Linked DNA regions of Homo sapiens: region 1 is linked to region 2. Evidence: chromatin contacts called from ENCODE Hi-C data. All regions are on one chromosome and are shown on one strand. Each heading gives the region's core, a stretch centred on a gene start or an enhancer-like site at or near the end of the contact. The rest is flanking DNA. Distances are from core to core; before and after follow the strand shown. Region 1 holds the start of GKAP1 (G kinase anchoring protein 1). Region 2 holds the start of AGTPBP1 (ATP/GTP binding carboxypeptidase 1).

Region 1 (6,522 bases), core at 2,760-5,259, 1.9 Mb before region 2:
CCATAATGTAATGACTACCACTAGTACAAACTATTAATTTATACTTAAGATGGCAGCAGGCCACACATGGTGGTTCACACCTGTAATCCTGGTACTTTGGAAGGGCTGAGGTGGGCAGATTGCTTGAGCCCAGGAGTTCAAGATCAGCTAGGGAAACATGGCAAAACCCCTTCTCTACAAAATGTACAACAGTTAGCAGGCATAGTGGTGCATGACTGTGGTCCCAGCTACTTGGGAGGCTAAGGTGGTAGGATCACCTGAGCCTGGGGGTCGAGGCTGTAGTGAGCAGTGATTGTGCCACTGCACTACACCTTGGGTTACAGCCTGAGACCCTTTGTCAAAGAAGAAAAAGAAAAAAAAAAGATGGCAGCAATGTCAAAAATATAACAAAGTCTTTATTTTACATATACTTCATACCCAAAAAGCCAATTATTTGACTTATTAAATGTAATAGCATGCGTTAGGGCTTTCTCTAGCAACCCTCTTTCTTCAGATTTTGCATGTACTCCAAGAAAAAACAACTTGAAATTTCTTGAACACACAATTAGTTTACTTGTTCATATCTTTAACTATGCTGTTCTCTTTTGTCTACAATGCCATCTATCTCTTCCACTGAAAACTTCCATTTATTCCTCAAAATCCTGCTCAGGTGCTAGCATATCTATGAAGCGTTCTCTGACCTGTTCCTGAAGTTAAACATTCCCTCCTCTGTAATATTTCCATACTTTAAACTTACTATTATTGAATGGACTCCAAAAAAATTCTCTTTATTGTTGTGCCTAGCCCCTATGATCCTGATTTCAAGATCCTGAAAGACAAGAGTTTCTATCCCTTACAAATACCACAGGATCTGGCACATAGAAGACACATTTATTGAACTTAGTGTTTTCTTCATGTTTACATTCTTCAAGTACACAGCTGTCTATGCAGTGAAAAATGTGCTCTACAAGTAGAAAAAGAAATATGTGAAGTGCACAATAGACAATCCTCAATTCCCATAACGCAGATGTGCATGAGCAATTATTAGCAGTTCAAAGTTGTTTCATTACGGTAAGTACTATTCTAACAAACTAATTGCCACAACCAATTTTGTCTAGGAAGCATATCTGGTTTTAAAGTGTTGATTTAAGCCAGCCGGGCATGGTGGCTCACGCCTGTAATCCCAGCACTTTGGGAGGCCAAGGCGGGTGGATCACAAGGTCAAGAGATCGAGACCATCCTGGCCAACGTAGTGAAACCCCATCTCTACTAAAAATACAAAAACTAGCTGGGCATGGTGGCGCACGCCTGTAGTCCCAGCTACTCGGGAGGCTGAGGCAGGAGAATCGCTTGAACCAGGGAGGTAGAGGTTGCAGTGAGCCAAGACTGCGCCACCACATTCCAGCCTGGCAACAGAGCGAGAGACTGTCTCAAAAAAATGAAAAACTAAAGTGTTAATTTAAGAGAACTAGGATGCATTGGCTGCTTAAGTAAACTGCTTCTAAAAATGAATAGCCTAAGCTACAAGCAGGAGAATTTTTTTTTTCTCTTTGTGTATACATGGGGTCTCACTATGTTGCCCAGGCTGATCTCAAACTCCTGAGCTCAAGCAATCCTCCAGCCTCGGCCTCCCAAAGGGCTGGGATTACAGGCATGCACCACCAAGCCCGACCCAAGCAGAAGAATTCCTAAGTGGCTGGTAGTCTTGGCCTCTATCAAGGTTTGGAGGCACATTGCCATTATGACCTTATCCCTCTACACTATGACCTCACTAGAATCAAGACAGCAGCAGCCATATCTCAGTCCAGAAGACCACAATTAGGGAACTTCAGAAAACACACACACACACACACACACACAATTATACATATAAAATCCTTAAATCAAGAACAACCAAATATATTACTTTTTATGAGATGAATGATAGCCATCTTCTATTAACACTACCAATTAGCCTGACCAAAAAAAGGTATTAATGTAGATGCCAATTAGTGTGGCCTCACTGAAATATAACTTAGATCGAAATTAACTGAGCGTAATATGAAATGGCACCAAGTATCACTGATTTAACACCTGGTGAAATAAAAAATTGTGTTATTTCATGTTCTGTTCTTCAGATAACCAAACAGTATCTTTCACTTTGGCTTCTTAAAAATTAGGGTTCACAGGCCAGGTGTGGTGGCTCACACTTGTAATCCCAGCACTTTGGGAGGCAGAGGTGGGCAGATCACGAGGTCAGGAGTTCCAGACCAGCCTGGCCAACAAGGCGAAACACCGTCTGTATTAAAAATACAAAAAAAAAAAAAAAAAAAATTAGCCAGGCGCCTGTAATCCCAGCTACTCAGGAGGCTGAGGCAGGAGAGCTGCTTGAACCTGGAAGGCAGAAGGTGCTGTGAGCCGAGATCGCGCCATTACACTCCAGCCTGGGCAACAAGAGCAAAATTCCGCCTCAAGAAAAAAAAAAAATAGGGTTCACAATCAGCAAGTGTGAAGTGCATACTAAAACTCTGCTCCAAACACACTTACTGTAAGTGATGTAAACCCAATGGGTATGCCCCAAACTCCATTTTTTTCTCATAGTTAAGTACTGAGATCCCTCTCCAATCTGCAGCTCCCACTTTCTGCAGGCCAAGAAAGTTAAACAAAAAATACAAGCAGGTACTCAGTGAGGACCTGAGGGATTCTCCCACGAGTAAAATACATCTATTTTCACACAAGGTTCTTTTGGTCAACTTCTGGGTTTTGCTCTTACTCCAGAATTGAAGCTACTATAGTGTTATAAATCTGTTGAGAAAAGAAATCTAGACTTCTATGAAGATTTTTAATATTTTAATTTGCCAAAAAGCTTCTCAAATATTTTTATAGCTACAAGTCACATTTATTAAATGATTCCAGTTACAATCCCAAGCACATTTACTACACAACAGACAATGCTAAATGGTGAAGAAAAGTGTCTCCGGCTTTTTAGTGTAAGACAGACGATCTTTCATTAGTTCTTCTAATGAAAGCACTTGCATCTACTCTGAAAAATCTGGCGAAGGTAAAGAGTGAAAAAGAGGAGGAAGAGAAAAGGCAATCAGCCAATTTGATAAACTATTTTTGTCGTTACTGTTCAATATTTATGAAGCACCTTAATGCTAGAGATCTGACAAAAATTCGGTAAGGCTGTTCCAAACAATAACAGAAAAAAAAATCACTTTTCAATAGCTGGCGGGGGAGGAGGAGGAGCACTATATTCAAAAAGTAATTCACTATACCTCATTCATGAATGAAAGCCAAATTTCACCCATAGGCTGTTAACCGATGCTCCGAAACTTATTCGCAAAGTACATAGAGAAAGAAATTGCGCTGGGCGAAACCTAACTCGGGCAGAGAAGCGGCTTCAAAACCTGAAAGGGAGAAAACGAGTCAGGTCGTTGCTCCAGAAATTTCCGAGCGCCCGGCTCCCCGGGAGGGAGCGCGGGCGCCAGCGGCGGGGAGGGGACGGTGGCACCTGTCACTCGAGCGGCCCCCACGGGGTCTCGGGAGGCTCAGCGGTCGCCGGCCTGGGAGTCGGGTGCGAGTCCCTCCCCGCCGCCCCGAGCCTTGCGCCGAGCGTCGGGCCGCGGCCCTCCCGTGCCCTCTGCCCAGCGGCTCCGGTCAGTGGGGCCCGTCGCCTCAGGCCGAGTCCCCGCCACCCGAGGCCGGGGCGCCGAGGGGAGCGCTGTCGAGCCGCTGCCTACGCCTCCGGGGTGCCGGAGCGGACACCCGCGAGGCGGGCCCGCCTCCGCGTACTCACCGGGCCTCCCGTGCCGCCGGCTCGGCCCTCCTCTCCCTCCTCCCCCCGCCGCCGCCTCTCCCGCGGCTCCCCGGGCGGCCGCACTGGGCGTTGGGACTGGTCTGGGTCAAGTGTCGGCAGAGCTGGGGGCAGGCTCGCGCCGGGCGGGGGTCGCGGTCGGCCCACAGGCTGGGCACTAACGGGTCCCGGGGCGCCGGGGCGGACCGCGGAGGTGAGCGCGGCTGCAGGCTGCGGTGAGGGGCGGGGAGAGCGCGGCTGAGAGCAGGCGGGCGGGCGGAGGGTGGAGGGAAGCCCGGGCGGAGGAGGCGGCGTGAGAGCCTCGGGGCGGGGGCGGGGGCGGGGGCGGGGCCTGGCGCGTCCGCCGAGCGCGGGGGTTTGTTTATTTTCGCGGTTGGTAGCGGCGCTGGCGCTGGTTAGAGGTTCGCCGGTGACGTGAGCGCCCGAGTTGGGGGAGAGGACCAGAACCACCTGCTGGAGAAGGGGAGCTACGGGGGCCGGGCAGGGTCCAAACGCCTCACGTAGGCGGCGGCGCCACGGTCTTCGGGGTCACAGGGAAGAGAAGGGCTCTCCTCAAGCGGGTGGAAGGAGGGAGGCCTCCCGAGGGAGTGAGACTCTAGGCCACTCCCCCGCAGCAAGGCAGGATCACCTGCGACGCGGAGAGCGGTTAGAGGGCCCTGGAGTGGAAAAGGGCAGTGGGACCTGGTAGCTTGGGTTCCCTGCAACTTGGGGTTCGACCTCCAGGCAATGAAGTAGGGATGGTCCTGCAAGTCAAGATTCCAGTAGCAAGAGTGCATCAGATCTCTGTAAGGAAAATAACTAACATTGCTCAGTTCCCTGTAGAGTTGCAGGGCGCTTTAACGTTATCTCCCTTGGTTCTCCATCAGGTCGTAGTGGACTAATTTTACAGGCGAAGTTAAGTGACTTACCCAAAACCTCACAGCTAATAAACGGCAGAGCCGGCACCCAGCTGTACTGGCTTCCAATTCTGTTAGCTTACCAGCGCATCACATTATCTCCATAAATCCCCATGATTCAACTAATATTAGACGCCCCACAGGTAAGATGCTTCAGAGTTAGAGGGGAGTTGAAGATACCTTTGCCTTCAAAGAAGTAAGGAATAAAACAAAGATAAAACAGACAATAAAAGACAAACCATGATAGGTGCCACGTGAAAAGTGGCAGAGTACTGCCGGGAATCAAAGAACCGTGTATATCTGTCTTGGGGATAAGGAAAGAAAGGCAGCATGAAGGAGTAGGCATTTGGGATTGACCTTGAAGGAGACAGGGAGAGTTTTACAGCAAGCAGGGATAGCATGAGAATATATATGAAGGCGAATCAGTGAAAGTTGTGTTGGGGAAAGAGCAAAGACTCCAGGGTATGTTGAGAGGTAGAAAAGACAAAGGAGTATGGGGCCTAAGATACCAAATGGATGAATTTATATTTAATTCAGTATTTTGAGTTTTTATGGTTCAGAAGTTTGGGGGAAGAAAAGGAAGGTTTTTTTTTTTCTTTGTGCTAGTGATTTATCTGTGAGGGGAAGCAGAAATCAGAGGTGGAAAAACGGACAGATCTACTGTAGGCCAGGTAAAAATGATGAGTCTGACCTAAAGGGACAGCTAGGGGAATTTAAAAGAGCATAGTTGAGAGATGATGTGCATGCAGTATCTATAGAATTTGGCAACTGATTGATTAATTGTGGGTAGGAAGAGAGAAATCAAAGAAAGTGGAGGTTTTGAGTTTGTAGATAATTGCAAGAGAGAAAAGAGACAATTACAAAGGAGAGGGAGCTACTTCTTGAGAGATCAGTTTAGATTTGGACATTTTAAGAATTCAAAGGGTTGTCAAGACAGCCAGAGAGACATGGACACTAATAAGTTAGAAATAAAGGTTTTGTAATATGGGAAAGAGGACTGAACTAGAAAATAGACTCATAAATAATCAGCCTAGGAGTGATATTGCTGTGAGATAAAAGAAGAAAACAAAGGTCAGAATCTTGGAAAACACCCTCTTTAGAGTCTCGCTACTCAAAACGTGGTCAGTGGCCCAGCAGCACTGACATGAGGATGTTAGTTAGAAACTCAGAATCTCAGGCTCCACCCCAGACCTGCTGAACCAGCATCTTCAACTTAACAAGAACCCGAAGAGATTTGTGTCACATCAAAAAGTTTGAGAAGCTCTGATCTAGGTGAGCCAAGCCAGCAAAGAAAGGGGATGGAGCAGAAAATGGGAGGAGAATAGGGTAACGCAGAATCATCAAGACAAGGTAAATTGGAGTTTCACAAAAACAGGGCTGGAAGGAGTGTTGCTCAACAATATCCAAAACCACAGAGGTTGAAAAGCACAAGGAAAGAAGGTATGTTTGCACTTTGTGATTAGGTAGTAGGGTCTTTGAGACCACATTGTTCTTATTGAAAGCCTGGGAAGAAAGATCCCCTTTCTGGTCAAGTTTAGTCTAGGGATCCATCCCATCTTCCCCAGTTCCCACGTGTATGGGACATGTCGAGATAAGTAGATAGATTGGACAGTGGGAGAAAGTAGTTCTCTTCCAGTTGCTTCTATTTTCTCAGCAAAGTGAGGAGCAAGATCATTTTGGCAGACTGCTAATTGTCCATCACAATTTAGTCTCCCTTTCTCCCTGAAAACACAGACTGCTTTTCTCAGCCTCTCTTTCAGTTGCATATGGTCAAGTATTAAGTTATAGAACGTGAGCAGATGTTATGTCTGCCACTGTCAGGCCAAGGCGTTTACTTTGAGAGTACTTGTG
Region 2 (6,793 bases), core at 2,102-4,601:
AAAGATTAAAATAGCAGCCATCACCAACAGGAGGGAGACAATCCAAGGTTCTGTCAGAAGGGACAAACGGATTTATCAACAGCTCTCCAGTAGCATCCCAGGGCACCCAGCTCAGGGTCTAGCTGTTCTATTTAAAACTGACTTACATGTTTCCAAGGCAGGAGGCAGGACAGTGAGACTAAGCTCTCATTTAACCCCAAAGGAGCAAATGGGTCATAGTGGAATTAATCTGCACTAATACTGCTCCATCCCCCAAAAGTCCTTTTTCTGCTTACTAGATCCCTTTGAAGACTGAGGAAGAGCAACGGTAATAATAGCAATATTTACTGGGCACTTACTACATGCCAGGCACTGTGGGCTAAGCACTTTACTTGTATTAATCACTTAATATTTGAGAATATCTTAAGAGTATACACTAATATTATGTCATTTTTGGAGCTGAGAAAATTAAAGTACAAAAAGGACAAATAACTTGTCTTAAAAAAATAAAAATAAAAATAACTTGCCTAAAGCAAAGCCAGGACCCAAACCGAGCCATCTGGCTCTGAGGCCCAACTCCTTAGCCACTACACCATAGTACACAGGCACAGTAATCAACAATAACATCTGAAGTTTAAAATTCAGTGCCCACCCTACAAAATTTATGTTGTTTATACTGAAACCCATTGCCTAAGGAAAGCTCCCATCTTGCAGATGGCCCTCTGACAGGTGCATCCATTGCTATTCACGCACTGTTCAACTTTCAGATAGTGGGGGACTTCAAGCAAGAAAAGCAGATTTGGGAAGATGAATACTTTGGATGAGGTTTAAAAAAATTCAGGCCAGGACGGGCGTGGTGGCGGACGCCTGTAATCCCAGGACTTTGGGAGGCCGAGGTGGGCAGACCACCTGAGGTCAGGAGTTCAAGACGAGCTTGGGTAACATGGTGAAACCCCGTCTCTACTAAAAACAAAAACTTAGCCGGGCGTGGTGGTGTGCTCCTGTAATCCCAGCTATTCGGGAGGCTGAGGCAGGAGAATCGCTTGAACCCGGGAGGCAGAGGCTGTAGTGAGCCAAGATCGTGCCACTGCACTCCAGCCTGGGCGACAAGAGCGAAACTCCGTCTCAAAAAAAAAAAAAAAAAAATTCAGGCCAAGCTTGGTGGCTCACGCCTGTAATCCCTGCACCTTAAGAAGCTGAGGCTAGTGGATCACCTGAGGTTGGGAGTTCGATACCAGCCTGGCCAACATGGTGAAACCCGTCTCTACTAAAAACACAAAAATTAGCTAGGCGTGGTGACGCGCGCCTATAATCAAGAAGCTGAGGCGGGAGAATCGCTTGAACCCGGTAGGGGCAGGTTGCAGTGAGCCGAGATCGCACCACTGGCACTCTAGCCTGGGCGAGAGAGTGAGACTCCGTCTCAAAAAAAAAAAAAAAGTAAAATACAAATTACAAAATTTCATAACTGTTGGACCTCTTTTCCTTCTGCTAATGGAAGTAAAACCATTATTATATAGCAGCCTAGCCAGACTTTTCTAAAGAGAAGAATGCCTCAATTCGGAAAAGCTTTATAAAAATTGCTTCTACAAAAGTTTAATTAATAGATTTAAATGCTTTGCAATGTTGGCCAAATACGAGGGTAGTTTTAAGCCTATCCACTTCATTTCCGAGTTCAGAGTGAGTCTGCAGTTGTAATTATGTGATTAATCAATTCAAGGCAGAGTTTTGTGATCATTAAAAATGAACCTGTAACTTCACCATAGAATTTAACTTAAGAGAAGTGGAATGGGAAAAAGAGCAAGTCATATTAGAACTCTGCCTGCATGATGAGAAACAGTGGGTAAGGCACGACTTATTATTTCGCAGTAATTCTACATAGGAAATACAGATCTTTCAGAGTTTTGTTTGGTTTTGACATTTGGCACATGTTTTAAAATAAGCACCATTTAAAGTTCCTTAAATAAATCATTTCTTTTTTGGCCTACTGAACTAAAAACATTCCACAATACAATTACAAAAATAACTTTCCGGTTTTCTCAGACAACCAGTTTATAAGAATAATTCAGAAGTTCACAAAGGATAATTTGATTTACATAAAGCTTAAAAAACGGACATAAAAGGTAAGTGAAAATGACCGATTAAGAAGACTGTTAAGGTCCTTTCTAACTACAAATTGTCATGCATTGTAATTAAACACAACTACAATGTTAAACACCTGAAGGAAAAAACCCACATAGAATTAATACTGCCAAAGAAAATTTCCGCTATCTTCAGGCACTTGAGTAAGCTATGTTAAAACGGGAAATGGGCTTTAAATTATCAACATTCACATCGATTACACTATGATGCATGAAAACTCCATTCTACAATGAGTAAACGCCCAAGAAAGGAACCCAACCAACTCCAATTGCCCTGGTGCTCGTAAGAGGTTTATACCGCACAAGGGGTAAAACAACGGTAGAGTCGAGCAAGCCTTTGGGTTACAACAGTCCTTGAACACTTGCAATTGAGAACCCGCAATTCAGGAAGGAAGACACTAAGGAAACTCTGCACTGTCATCCAGGGTGATCTGATTCAGGTTCAAACCAAACGCTCAAGGCGACAAGTTGTAAACAGAAGACACACTTCAGCTCAAACCACCCAGCGAGAGGAAGCAAACGTGCCCATCGCCGATGTCACAGCAAATCCCACCTTGCTGGCGCTCAGTCGGGAACGCTAGAATTCTCGAAGCACAGGGGCCCGCGATTCAGCGGCCCGCTACCACTGGGGCGGGGGAGAGCGGGGCTGGGCGCGCCCGCCCCCGGCCCTGCAGCCCCTCGGCTGGACTCCCCGCGGCGCCGCGAGCTCGGGCCCGAGAGAAAGGGCTGAGCAGAAAGGGCGGCCTCCGCCCAGAGACCGCGCCCGATACCCTCCGCAAGGTCTGGGACGGGGATCCACCGAGGGTCCGGGGACTGGGGAAGGCGTTTTCCAGACCCAGTCAAAGCCCCACCCCGTCAGGGCTTTCCCTCAAGACCGAGTGCGTTCCCCTCACGCGTCACATGTGTAACATGCGTTACACAACCCGTCAGGTAAGGGGCGCAGGGATCCGGGGTCGCCCCTCCTACCCCCGGGCGCCGTCGCTCGCATCTCCCGCGGCCCGGGGAGAGCAGAGGGACGGCCGGCCGGGACATGAGGACTGCAGCAGGGCGCTCACCGGCTCAGGATGGGGCGCTGGCGGGGACCGCGCAGAGCCGCAGCACCCGGCTCAGCACCTGGATCACGGCGGATCCCTCGCCGCCCGCCGCCCGGTGTTTTCATACAAACCCCGGTGGCAGGCGAGGCGGAGGCGGCGGCGGCGGCAGCTGCGGCGGCGGCGCTGGAGGCGGCGGAACCTGTCCGCATCCCGGGCAACGTCAGCGCGGCGCCCCGCCCACCGCACGCCTTGCCAGCCGGCTCCCAGCACGCGCAGGGAGTGGGGGCGGGGCGTGCGAGGCCGCGAAAGGGGCGGGGCGGAGCGCACGCCCTCTTCCCGCCGCGTCCCTTGTTACCTCCGTGCGCGCTGCGCCCCGCCTCTCTGCGCGCCTGACGGGAGGGAGCGCGCGCGTGGGGGCGGAGCGCGCACGGGAGCGGGAATTAGGGGCGGGTGTTCCGCGCGCTGCCGGTCCCTTGTACCCAGCAGCCCCGGCCACCGCCCCTCCGTACCGAACTGCGAGCGACTCCCCACGTTCTTCAAGTCATCTTTCTGTACACTCCCAACGAGGGCCCCAGCCTTTTCCCGGAACTAAGCCCGCGCCCACCCCCTCCCCCGCCATCAATCAGTCACTTTCTTAGGAAGGGTTCTTAAAGCTCCCCACGTGATCCCGGGGTCGCATCAAACGCTGGGGACTGCGGTAAAGCTTAGACCTTTCCTGACCTCAAGGAGGGTCCATAATAAGAGGCTGGAAGGGACATGCTGTTACTACAATCGGGCTCCCAGAAAACAACAGGATTGCACCTTGTGGCCAAATCTCAGTAAATTAGATGCCTAGTGCTGCAGCGAACAAAATAGCATGCTGATTTACTGTTTTTTGAAAAAGTGCCTGCATATAATCAAAACGGTAATGCTAAGTTGGCTACTGAAGGCAAAGGCGGAATGTTTTATCTGAGCCAAAGTAATGTGTCAGAGAAATTACTAATACACCCCCTTCTGTTTTGACTGTACTTCAGTGTACTGCAATGTATTGCAAATAAATACTGACATCATTTACTTTTTCACGTTGCACAAGAACATGTTTGCTACTGTTTATGGTAAGGAATGTAATATCACAACTAGATAAGGGAATGCATTGAGAACTGTGAGATTTTTGTTTTGTTTTATGATCTTGTTCAAATAAAATTAAGCAGGTGTGAAAGCAATTCAAAAAGTAACCCAAGGTACACCACAGTGCTTCTTACAGTTTGCCCTTGGTAGATGTCTTTATTCAGATGAACAAGAAACTGCCATTTTATAAACATCGTAGTTTCCCTCATCGTGAGCACTAAAAGATAGGTTACGGTATTTAAAATAATTTTGAAACAACCACCACCCCAAACCACCCAATCAGAAACGTATTATCTGAAAATACCCAATAATAATGTAATAATTTTACAATAATGCTAAATATGTATGTAATATACCTGAAACTTTTCTTAAAGAACATGTTTCTAAATGAGTCAACCTGCAATATAGGAAGATATTATGTGGATGTGTGTGTTTGTGGAATTTGAATCCCACTTTCACAAGCACTGTTAGCATAGTTTGATGACCACAACACAGACCCAGGAGATTAACCCACACAAGATAAATAGCAGCATTACATAGCTTTGAAATGATTCCAATCACATAGTTTGCCACAAGAGTGAGTGATTTATGTTTTGCGGTAATTAAGAACTTAGAGCTACTCCCCCACCCCCTGGGAATGTGACATCACTCTTCATCAGATCCCACGTGTATGAAGTTGAAATAAACTTCACCTCTCCTAGCTAATGTGACGTTACACCTTATCAAACACCATATATATGTTACTGACCTCAACTACAGGATTTCGAAATACATATAAACTCAAGAATTTGCAAGATACTTTGAGAGCTCAGCGGGTGGCAGATCGCGTGCTCTGTCAGCCACTTCCCTGAACGCTACCAGCTCAGGCTGCAACAGGGCCACACCCTGTTAGCCTTTAAGCTTTGAAGCCTGTCCACCAACACTGGCACAGCCCTCTAGCATCGTGGGACCTTGCATATCCTCACCGATCTCCTGTATGTTGGACACCATCTCTCCCGAGAACCTCAGCCTCCAAAAGGTAAAGGTACACCTCAGTTGTTTTTCTTTTTCTTTTTCTTTTTCTTTCTTTTTTTTTTTTTTTTGAGACAAGACTCTCACTCTGTTGCCAAGGCTGTAATACAGTAGTGCAATCATGGCTCACTGCAGCCTTGACCTCCCAGGCTTAATGAATCGTACTACCTCAGCCTCCCACTGAGTATCTGGGACTACAGGCACACGTCACCACACCTGGCTAATTTTTTTAATTGTTTTTGTAGAGTCGGGGTCTCCCTAAGTCACCCAGGCTGGTCTCAAACTCCTGGGCTCAGCAGTCCTCCTGCCTTAGCCTCCCAAAATGCTGAGATTACAGGCATTAATACCACACCCACCTCAATCCTTAATCAGACTTTACTTTCCACAGAGGTCTGCTTCAATCTTAATTGAACAACTAGGTTTTAATAGTTTTGGAACTCACTCACTATGTAGTTAATAAACATCATCTATGGAGTGTATTCCCTGTGAAATTATTCTCTTAATTCTCTGCCTCTATACATTGTGAACCTAAGAAAATAAATTATCTTCACATGGCAATAAACCATGTTGATCCAGGATTGTTTCCTCCTTAGCTCAGCTAGATCCAGGTTCTTGTCTCAAGACCAGGAAAAATCAGGTACACGGACACTTGAAGAGTGAGTGAAGTAGAATTTGTTAAGCAAAAGGAAAGCTCTCAGCAAAGAGAAGGATCCTGAAAGCAGGTTCCCAGTTGCCCGCTTCACAGTTGAATGCAGGGGCTTTTACATGCAAGCTGATGGGGCCAGGTTCCCTATTTGTGTAAGGCGCAAATTCCTGGTGGCTCCACCCCATTCCCCCAGTGTGCACGCGGGCCCTTAGTCCACTGTAGGCATGTTTAGGCAAGACCCCTGTGTAAGTTCCCTTATCTGTACGAAACATGGGTGGGAGCTTCTCTGGGGACCCTTTGCTTACTATCTGCCTAAAGCAAGCTGGCTGACGCCTTTCAATGTGATTCATGAAATCATACTTTTATCTCTCTACTTTGAACCATACAAAACACAGAGCTAATTTCTATTGGTCACTCTTTCCACAGCTTCTTCAATAAACCTTATTATGATATATAAAACTAAATGTGAATGGCTGATATAGATCAGAGTTGGACTATATAATGGAATTCATTTAACTTGGATTCCTCTATTCAGTCCAGCCTTGTAGGTACTCAGTAAATGTTTTCCTGTTTCATTTTTGGACTAGTCATGGGGAGAGAGAGGTGAACATTGGAGCCCAGCTATCTCTTTCTCCTCTTCTGCGGATCACCTTATCTCCATGCTTTTAATAAGGTAACGTACAAAATGCAACACACTGTATTACAAAACTCTATAGTCATAAGGCTTAGAACAGCCATGGACCTCTCAAAAAGTCTACAGCAATTTCCATCTAGAACATAAATGTTAGGAGAGCATGATTGATCATGAGGTTTCTGAAACATAGCTGGTCCTCTGGAGTTAGAGGATTGATTGTTATAACTATTCAACAATCAACCAT

What was found. Hi-C counts contacts between places; a loop is a spot of excess contacts on that map. Pooled maps may share reads with other maps.
Region 1: a map of CD4-positive, alpha-beta T cell shows a loop between it and region 2 (13-fold over the local background). The contact joins the promoter of GKAP1 here to the promoter of AGTPBP1 in region 2. A Hi-C loop is called at or near these places in 2 of 168 maps with a recorded cell type or tissue (CD4-positive, alpha-beta T cell and naive thymus-derived CD4-positive, alpha-beta T cell) and 7 of 50 pooled maps.

What each region holds. Positions count from the first base shown.
Region 1 is chr9:83,813,760-83,820,281 of GRCh38, forward strand. GKAP1 (G kinase anchoring protein 1) reads right to left here and starts at 4,010. Exons shown (of 13, transcript NM_025211.4): 1 at 3,758-4,010; 2 at 3,237-3,368. It overlaps LOC101927552 (a long non-coding RNA gene), which reads left to right and starts at 3,907. Exons shown (of 6, transcript XR_001746793.2): 1 at 3,907-3,968; 2 at 4,642-6,522. RefSeq lists a silencer at 3,385-4,204.
Region 2 is chr9:85,738,603-85,745,395 of GRCh38, forward strand. AGTPBP1 (ATP/GTP binding carboxypeptidase 1) reads right to left here and starts at 3,352. Exons shown (of 26, transcript NM_001330701.2): 1 at 3,173-3,352. RefSeq lists an enhancer at 2,366-2,515 and silencers at 2,686-3,005, 3,076-3,675.